3 separate regions of the Mus musculus genome follow, and regions 1 and 3 are each linked to region 2. A link is a contact called in ENCODE Hi-C data. All regions are on one chromosome and are shown on one strand. The core of a region is the stretch at or near the end of the contact, and the rest is flanking DNA. Distances in the headings are between cores, read along the strand shown.

Evidence for each region. Hi-C counts contacts between places; a loop is a spot of excess contacts on that map.
Region 1: a loop to region 2 is called in a map of heart, with 2.1 times the contacts of the local background. The contact joins the enhancer-like site here to the promoter of Cacna1d in region 2. A Hi-C loop is called at or near these places in 1 of 37 maps with a recorded cell type or tissue (heart).
Region 3: a map of left cerebral cortex shows a loop between it and region 2 (2.6-fold over the local background). The contact joins the enhancer-like site here to the promoter of Cacna1d in region 2. A Hi-C loop is called at or near these places in 1 of 37 maps with a recorded cell type or tissue (left cerebral cortex).

What each region holds. Positions count from the first base shown.
Region 1 is chr14:30,404,308-30,407,007 of GRCm38, reverse strand. It overlaps a transcript of Cacna1d not described here. Among named protein-coding and RNA genes, the nearest start is that of Cacna1d, 52 kb to the right of the region's middle. Within about 2 kb of position 1,412, at least 1 of the 3 ENCODE cell types and tissues checked has a DNase peak (open chromatin) inside an H3K27ac peak, as active enhancers do; it is heart, where a contact is called at or near this core.
Region 2 is chr14:30,352,200-30,354,899 of GRCm38, reverse strand. It overlaps Cacna1d (calcium channel, voltage-dependent, L type, alpha 1D subunit), which reads left to right and starts at 1,414. Exons shown (of 47, transcript NM_001083616.2): 1 at 1,414-1,975. The coding sequence starts at 1,909.
Region 3 is chr14:30,317,580-30,320,279 of GRCm38, reverse strand. The region is part of intron 3 of Cacna1d (calcium channel, voltage-dependent, L type, alpha 1D subunit); the gene reads left to right. Among named protein-coding and RNA genes, the nearest start is that of Cacna1d, 35 kb to the left of the region's middle. Within about 2 kb of position 1,408, at least 1 of the 3 ENCODE cell types and tissues checked has a DNase peak (open chromatin) inside an H3K27ac peak, as active enhancers do; it is left cerebral cortex, where a contact is called at or near this core.

The DNA.
Region 1 (2,700 bases), core at 163-2,662, 52 kb before region 2:
GACAGACAATTTATTATTATTTTTGTTTTGTTTTTTTGAGACAGGTTTCTCTGTGTAGCCCTGGCTATCCTGGAACTCACTCTGTAGACCAGGCTGGCCTCGAACTCAGAAATCTGCCTGCCTCTGCCTCCCAAGTGCTGGGTTTAAAGGTGTGCACCACCACTGCCTGTTAAGACTATTTTTTGGTATGCATACCAAATAATGAGTCTCCCTATGACGTGTTCATCCACCGACATGTGCCTGCCTCCACTGTACTTTGCTTAGTCACCTTCATGACCTTCCTTTGCCCTCTCCCTGCTCTCACTGGTCCCCCAAATACTTGCCTTTCTACTTTTATGTCACATATGGTTTTATACATACATGTATATGTGAACACTTTCTGGCATCTCCTCCCCTACTTTCTGGCTTTACTTTCTCCCTAAACTATATAATTTATTGTTTGTTGTATTTATTGTTTGTTTTCTTTCACTAGGATGGAAGCTCTGTGAAGAGAGAGATTTCTGTTTTGGTTGTTTTTCAGTCCCATGTACCCAGAACAGCATCCTTCCAAAAGTATGAATTGAATGAATTAGCACGCACGTACGTGTGTGTGTGTGTGTGTGTGTGTGTGTGTGTGTGTGTGCATGTGTGTATGTTTGCAAGACTTGTTTGCTGTCAGCAATCCCCGTGTGTTGGCATCTGTGGGTATTGCTCATCTACCATTCACCGTCTTCAGGAAGGACTTATCTAGTCTCTGCCCAATGTTTCAGGAGCCTGGCTCCCATCACACTGTGGTGGAAGGGGCTAAGGTTATTTTAGTCAATGTGCAGATTTTCATTTATCTCCGCTTAGCTCTGCTTTTTACACTATTCTCTATGCCTTAAGCCACTCTCATCTAGATTCGAACAATTCTGGTTCTGTTTCAGCAGAAATGGTCCATCTGTTCTGCTGGGAAGGGGAACCAGTTTGATCTGGCAAGCATCTCGGGGTTCAGCTGCTGTCGCTGGTCTATTCCTCTCTTCTCTCTCATACTTACATTTCCTGATTCTTCTGGCGTTCTTGGGGACAGTTTCGCTTTCATTCCACAGGCGTCTTCCCTTGTGTGTCTTAGGTTTGACCTTTCACTCTTCTGATAAGTCATTTATCTTTTCTCCGTCTACTTACTGACTTTATGTGAAGTTTCTGTTTCTTCTCTTCCTTGTTTTGGAGGAACTTTTGAGAGGGAAAGAACCATCTGGATATTGAAAATTTCCCTCAAAAGCCATTTTCACCCAGATGTTTCACATCTCCCTTAGCAGCTGATCTAAAACCATTGGTGACCAAATGGAAAACCTTATCAGAGGAAGTGGGCCTTAGGAAAAGGATCCCAGAGCACTGAGTGTTAACAGAACCAGAGGAGGAGCTGAGAAGGGCCCCCTGAGGCCAATGCTTCACTGCACTCAGACCTTTTTTGGCTCTGTAGTTGCCATTTATGACTTTGTCTTTAAAGGCTAACCAAAAACTTGGCAAAAATAAAGATGCAATCATTGTTAAAATGAGAGAAACCAGGAGTGGAGAGGTAGATGGCTTAGTGATTAGCACGCTTGCTGGTCTTTCAGAGTGTGTGAATTCGATTCCCAGCTCCCATCTTGGGAGGGTCACAACCAGTTCCAGAGGATTTGATGAACCCTTTTGGCTTTCTCTGGCACTGTTACATGCATATATATTTGTGCTCATGCACAGACTTGTACAAATAAAAGTAAAAGTTAAAAATTTAAAATAACATAAAGAAATCTTATCAAAAGAAAATCTGCATCTATTAGAATATCATGCAGATATTAAAATCTATTTTGGAGATACTTTTGAAAAGTGAAAGACAAGACAGTGCTTTTCCCAAATAATAAATTTAATTTTAATAAAAAATATCAATATGAACATATACTTTATTGTCCAAAATGAAAACAAACTTAGATAACAACAAAATATTATTATTAAATATAGGACTTATGTGAAAGACAAAACTTTAGCCACTATAGCTTTGCTATGGAGATAAGCCCACCTACAAAATTACCTCTGAGAAATGTAATGATAACCTCACTCTGCGTATGGACAGTTGAAGTTTCTAAACCAGTTTTAGACTAGCAAATCCAAGCTTTAAGCCAGAGTATGGACTCTTGTTCCCATCAACTGTATCCATTTAGTGAGGTAAAGTATATCTGACTAAAAAATTATTCATGAGAAAGGTCTTTTTCTTCACAAGCAGTATTTAAATAGTTTTTAAAAAAAATATTCGTTTGATATCATGTACTTATTTGGAGAAATACAAGAGAATGAAGTGTGTGAAACAAGTTTCAATGGTTGGAAACATTTCAACAGATTGTGTGACCATGATCTAGGAGTGTTTAACGACAATAAAATGTTTACAATGCATTGATAAAAAAAAAACATGAACACGTGGTTTTATCATAAGGAAGCCTTCTAAAAGCTCAGCTATGTTAGGGATTAACTTAAGCCATTTGAAACAATTCTTAAAGTCCACTTCAAGTGAAGTGCTATATCTATCAGAAAGTACTGTTTTGTGGTTTATAAATGATCTGTCTCTCCCCTAGGTACCTACTTCTATGGGTAGAACTTGAGCAGTCACTGCTTTTCAGAGAAACCAATTACCCTTCCTGACTGTCTGGTAAAGCTGCAAGCCTTCTTTTTTTTCCAAGCTTTCCAAAATAATCTTTGTATGTCCTT
Region 2 (2,700 bases), core at 165-2,664:
TCTTGCATCCTTTTTGATTTCAGCTAAGCACCAGCACAGGTGAGGTTGCTCAGACCAGCTTTCTTTTACACAGGCCACAGGCTGCTTCCCAATCCTGCCACTCTCCAAAGAGCCAAGTGAAAAAGCAGGCAAGCATGGTTGTTTTCCTCTATCCTAACTAGACACCCCTCTCTCAGGAAGACCCCTGGAGAGTCATTCTTCCCAGGTGGATCCCCCCTGCAACAATCAGAGATGCTCGGTGTGTCCTCTTTGAGCAAGGAGCACCTTCCCAGAAACATTTATTTTCTTAATTCACGCTGAGCCTTTTGCTTTAAAGACACTGTTCTCAAACGTTCTAAAACTCCGTAGGAACAAGCAGATCCGAACAAAGGCAAATAAATCGAATCCTGCAAAGTAACAAAGCAGACGCCTTTTCCCAACAGCCAGCACAAAGCTAAATGAAAAATATCAGTCATCCACTAGATACAGTATTTCCCCCTCCAGACGGAGCTGGGGCCTGTAGACCTCCCCCACTACAAACAGGAGGCCGAGAAGGTACAAAAAAAAGTATTAATTCCTAAACGAGTCATCAATTTGAGCTGCACAGTCTACCTCTCCACACTAGCAGTTTGAAAGACCTTGGCTGTTACTTCTCTGTACCTGTCTCCAAATACACGTGGAGGTGATGGCGAGAGGGAGGGAGCCCACCGCCACGTATGCATAAGGGAGGGAGGACGGGATTCAGGGCTGAGGGCAGATCTCTGAGGACAGTCAGTGCTCCCCAAAGAACAAGCCCCCCATCTCTTTGCACCTCTAAACTGGAAGAAACGGTGTAAGAGCTGGGGGACGCCTGTCCAGTCCAAGCAGAGCCCTCGAACCCTGAGCTTTGATGCTGCAGCAGCAGCGATCGCCTGCGGGCACCTGGGTTCCTGGGGGGAGGGGGGCGGGGCCTCCCCCAGGTGTGAGAGTGCGAAGGCCACCAGAGCCAGCCCAGCGGACCCCAGGGGACCCCAGCAGCCTCCGCTTGGGGACGCCGTGTAGAGGAGCGGCGCATCGGCGCCCCTAGCAGCAGGCACGGGGCCCCACGGGCCTGGCTCGGGGAAGGGGCGCCCGCGCGGCGGCGCCGAGGGGGTTAACCGGGCTGTCGGCGGCCGCAGCGCACTTAACCCTCGGTCAGCCGCGCCAGCCTGGGGGTGGCGGCGTCCGAGTCGCGCGCCGTGGAGTCCGGGGGGCGCGTGGGCCGCAGGCGGGCAGCTGGGGCGCGGCGCGGCCGGTGGGAGGCCCGGGCGCGCGGGGGAGGGCGGGGGACGGCGGCGGCGGGCGCGCAGCGTCGCCAGGGCGAAGCCGGCGTGCAGCGCGGCGCGGCGGGCGCGGAGCGGGCGGGCGGGCGGGCGGGCGAGCGCCTCCGTCCCCGGATGTGAGCTCCGGCTGCCCGCGGTCCCGAGCCAGCGGCGGCGCGGGCGGCGGCGGCGGCGGCGGGGCACCGGGCACCGCGGCGGGCGGGCGGACGGGCGGCATGGGGGGCGCGCCGAGCGGCCCGGCAGGCCGGGCGGGCACCACCACGGTGTCCCTCCGCTAGAGGAGGGGACCAAGCCAATTCTCCTTTGCAGTAAAAAAAAATAAAAAAAATAAAAAATTACATGTATATATTACTAAGATAATATATACATCTGATTTTATTTTTTACAAAAAGTTTATTTTGCTCCATTTTTCAAAAAAAAAAGAAGGAGCGTGGGTGGCAGGCGGTTTTTATAAATTATCTTTATTTTTGGTTATTTGTCTCTGTCCTTCCCCACCCCCTGCTGAAGCGAAAATAAGGGCAGGGACCGCGGCTCCTACCTATCCGTAACCTCCCATATCCGTTCCTCCCCCTCCCTAACCCTGAGCATAGTGCCCTGCACACAGTAGGCGCTCAATAAATGTTCGTGGATGATGATGATGATGATGATGAAAAAAATGCAACATCAACGGCAGCACCAAGAGGACCATGCGAACGGTGAGCAGCCTGAGCTTGGGTACCCGCTGCCAAACCTCATCCTATCATGATCCTACTCTTCCCACCCCCAACCCCCCATCTCCGATGCGTTGGGTGGGTTGAGGGGGTTGGAAATGATGCTTTTGGCTTGGTGTCATCTACATAGAAAGGGGTGATGCGCGGCAGCTACTCCGTTCTCCTCTTCAGGCCGTGAATGTCAGTTAATTCTGCATTTGCTGGGGTGGGGGCGGCCATTTGGGTGTGTGTGGAGTACTGTGGAGCCAAGGGGCAAGAGTGAGGTGATCCGGGTTCAGTGTGCTCGGGCTCAACTTTCCTCTTTCATCGCCCCTGAGCGATGGAAGAGGAGGTGTTAGTCTTCAGCCTGAACCCTTTTTCCAGCCTCCCCCTATCTCCCGCGCCTCTGGTTGACTAAGAAGAAGGTCCTTAGTAGCATCAGGAAAATTCTAGGACTGTTCCAGGTTTACCCCTTGGGTCGCTTGGTCCCATCATCTCATGGGAGAAGCCCCGGGTCTTGGGATCTGAGGGAACAGGGTCGGGTGGAGCGTGTATTCCCGCTCCCTGTGCCTCCTGTGCACACGTCGGTAACCTAGCAATGCCCAGAGAGTTGCTGCCGCTGTGGGGCTCTGCAACTCACCACGTGCAGTTTCCACACCAGCGGGGGCCGGGTCTAAGAAGGCTGGGGTGCTTTTGGCCAGGTTCCCTTCATGGAGGTCGTTAGCATTTCC
Region 3 (2,700 bases), core at 159-2,658, 35 kb after region 2:
AGTTTATGTTTTTGATGTCGTAAATAGGGTTTATGAACAATTTTCTTGCTTGTTGTTACTCTATAGAAACATGATATATTTTTAAAGATATCTATATCCATCAATCTTGTCAAAATGACTAATTATTTCCAGTATTTATTTGAAGATTTTAAAAAGATTTTCTTTAAACACCATCATGGTGTGAATAATAAAACAGTTTTACATCCTTTTTTCATGTCTGTGTGTACACTTGCTTGCATGTGTACTTGTGTATATATATATATATATATATATATATATATATATGTGTGTGTGTGTGTGTGTGTGTGTATGTATATGTCTGTGTATGGGTATATGTATGTGCATATGTGTATATGTGTATGTTTATGTGTTTATGCAGTATGTGTGCTTGTGTGTGCATGTGTGTATATGTATATGTACATGTGTATATGTGCATGCACATGTGTGTGTGTATTTTCTTGCTTCACAGCATTGGCCAGACCCTCCACCATAGTGTTGAGATGGAATGACAGGAGTGTGGCTCTCTTGCCTTCCTGAGCAGAGAGGGGAAGTGTTCCCTGCTCACGGAGCACAGTGAGTGGTGGATTGTGTATAGGTGTCTAGGTCTGGTTGGGAAAGTGTTCTGTTTTACTTTGATGAAAGTTTTGTTATGAAAGGATGTTGAATTTTATTCGATACCTTTATGCATATATTGAGATAATTATAAAGTTTTTTCTTTGGATCCATTGAATTTTAGATGTTAAGCCAATTTTGTGTTCCCTGGATAAACACTTGTTCTTAATACCCTTTCTACATGTTGATCAGTTTGGTTTTTTTAAAACTAATTTATTATGGGTTTTGGTATGCATGTTCCTACCAAATCTTATTAAGTCTTTGATTTTAGCATCAGGATTTGAATCAAAGTGATGAGTAGTCAGATTCTACTTATGGCCAGCCGTAGAACCCAAATTTTCTTATATTTGAGCATAGCTACTGTGAAAGAAGTAGGACTATTCTACTGGTTACATAAGAGTCTCTGCTTATCGACTTGTGCAACATCTACAAAACAGCATATTTATTGTGTATGAATAATACACCAACTATGCTGAAAAATATCCTCAGTGGGTTGAGCAACTCATACCATCACTTACGTTAAAATTATGTTTATGTATTTTTTACAGTTGCTTGTAACACTGACAATGAATTCTTCCGTTGTCACCCATTTGTAATTTATGGCCTATTCACTTACATGCCTTTGTTACACACAAGTATTCGGTTCTCACCCATTCCCTCTATATCCCTTTTTGGTTTCGGTATTTCTCTTGAATAAAAGCTTAGTCATAAGCTAGCTAGAATTATTTTGCATCAAGCTGGCAGTTGCTCCCGAGAAATAAAATACTTTTTATTTATGTTGGAGGCATAGTAAGTAGGTTGCCACTGTGACTGTGATTTCTGGTTGAAATACAGATTGTAAATTCAGTTGAAATCAGGAGAGGTTGCATATAGACTGGAGGTAGGAGAACGGAGCCGGTCAGTTTGGTTGAGATAGTAGTGGCTGTGCTTTGATAATGGGGGGTGTAAGAGTCAAGAGCAGCAGGCTAGTGCCTGCAGTGCTGCTCCAGAAACCTTCCGGGACCACAGGATGCCTGCAGGAGGGTTTGGGGCATGTGTGACTTCGGTGCCCATCTTCAGAATGACACATTTGGATGCACATCCTACCCCTGCCCCCAGTGCTGATTGCACGCTGTATCCTGAGGGTGGGCACCGTGTGAGTCAGAAGGATCGCTTCCCTAATTTTCCTTCCAAGAATCCAAGAAGGTTGGCTGCATCGTGGGCGAAGCCTGGCACCTGTAAGCGAGGACCTGCCTGCCACACTGTGCGGAGCATCTGGAGGTCCGTGATTGGCAGGCTGTGCCTCTCTCCTGCTGTCTGGGGATGGTAGGTAGAGACGGTGCTGTGGGTTGGTGAGCGATTCTCAGATTCTCACACCTTAGTGCTGCCTCTGTTTTTCTGGCGGACATTACATTAACAGGGTCTTTGGACCGGGACCATTAATAGAAACTATTCCCTCAGCATGAAGAGCACCTCCTGTGTTACTCTTTGCCAATCCTGTCCTCCCATTCTTGAAGATTTCCACTTTAAGTCCAGCCCCCCAAAGCCTTCTCTGACTTAGAGTCTCTGACGTAGCCCACACAGTCCCTGGCTTCCCACAGGTGATCCCTGACTCATGGTGGTCTGAGTTATGTTTTCTTTTGGCTTTATGGTGGAATGGTAGTGAAAATGCATTCGTTAGAAGTCATTCTTCAGTGTGACAACTTGGCTGTCCTCTGCCAGTGCCAAGCTGTGGCCGTGAGCTGTGGCTTCACGTGTGGTGTGCTTGAGCTGTGGTGCACGGGCGTCACTGTGGTGCACGGGCGTCACTGTGCTCTTGAGGCTACTTGGGTGGGGGACAGTAAATGCAGGGAGATACTTCCAGTGCGCAGTAACCACACTGCATGGTCAGAGTCTTTGTTTACATATCTTTTCTCCTTTAGGATCCACATGTGACCATGTGTTTAACAGATATAACCCAAAGAGTACTGGGTATGTTCTGGGTGGGTGTGGCTGCGAGGATAAGGCTGAGATCACAGAGACAGTCAAGATCTGACTTTTAAAAAGTGACGTCAGTTGATGCCTAAGAGAACCTTGACATTCTCAGGGATGCGTTAATTATAGCAAAAA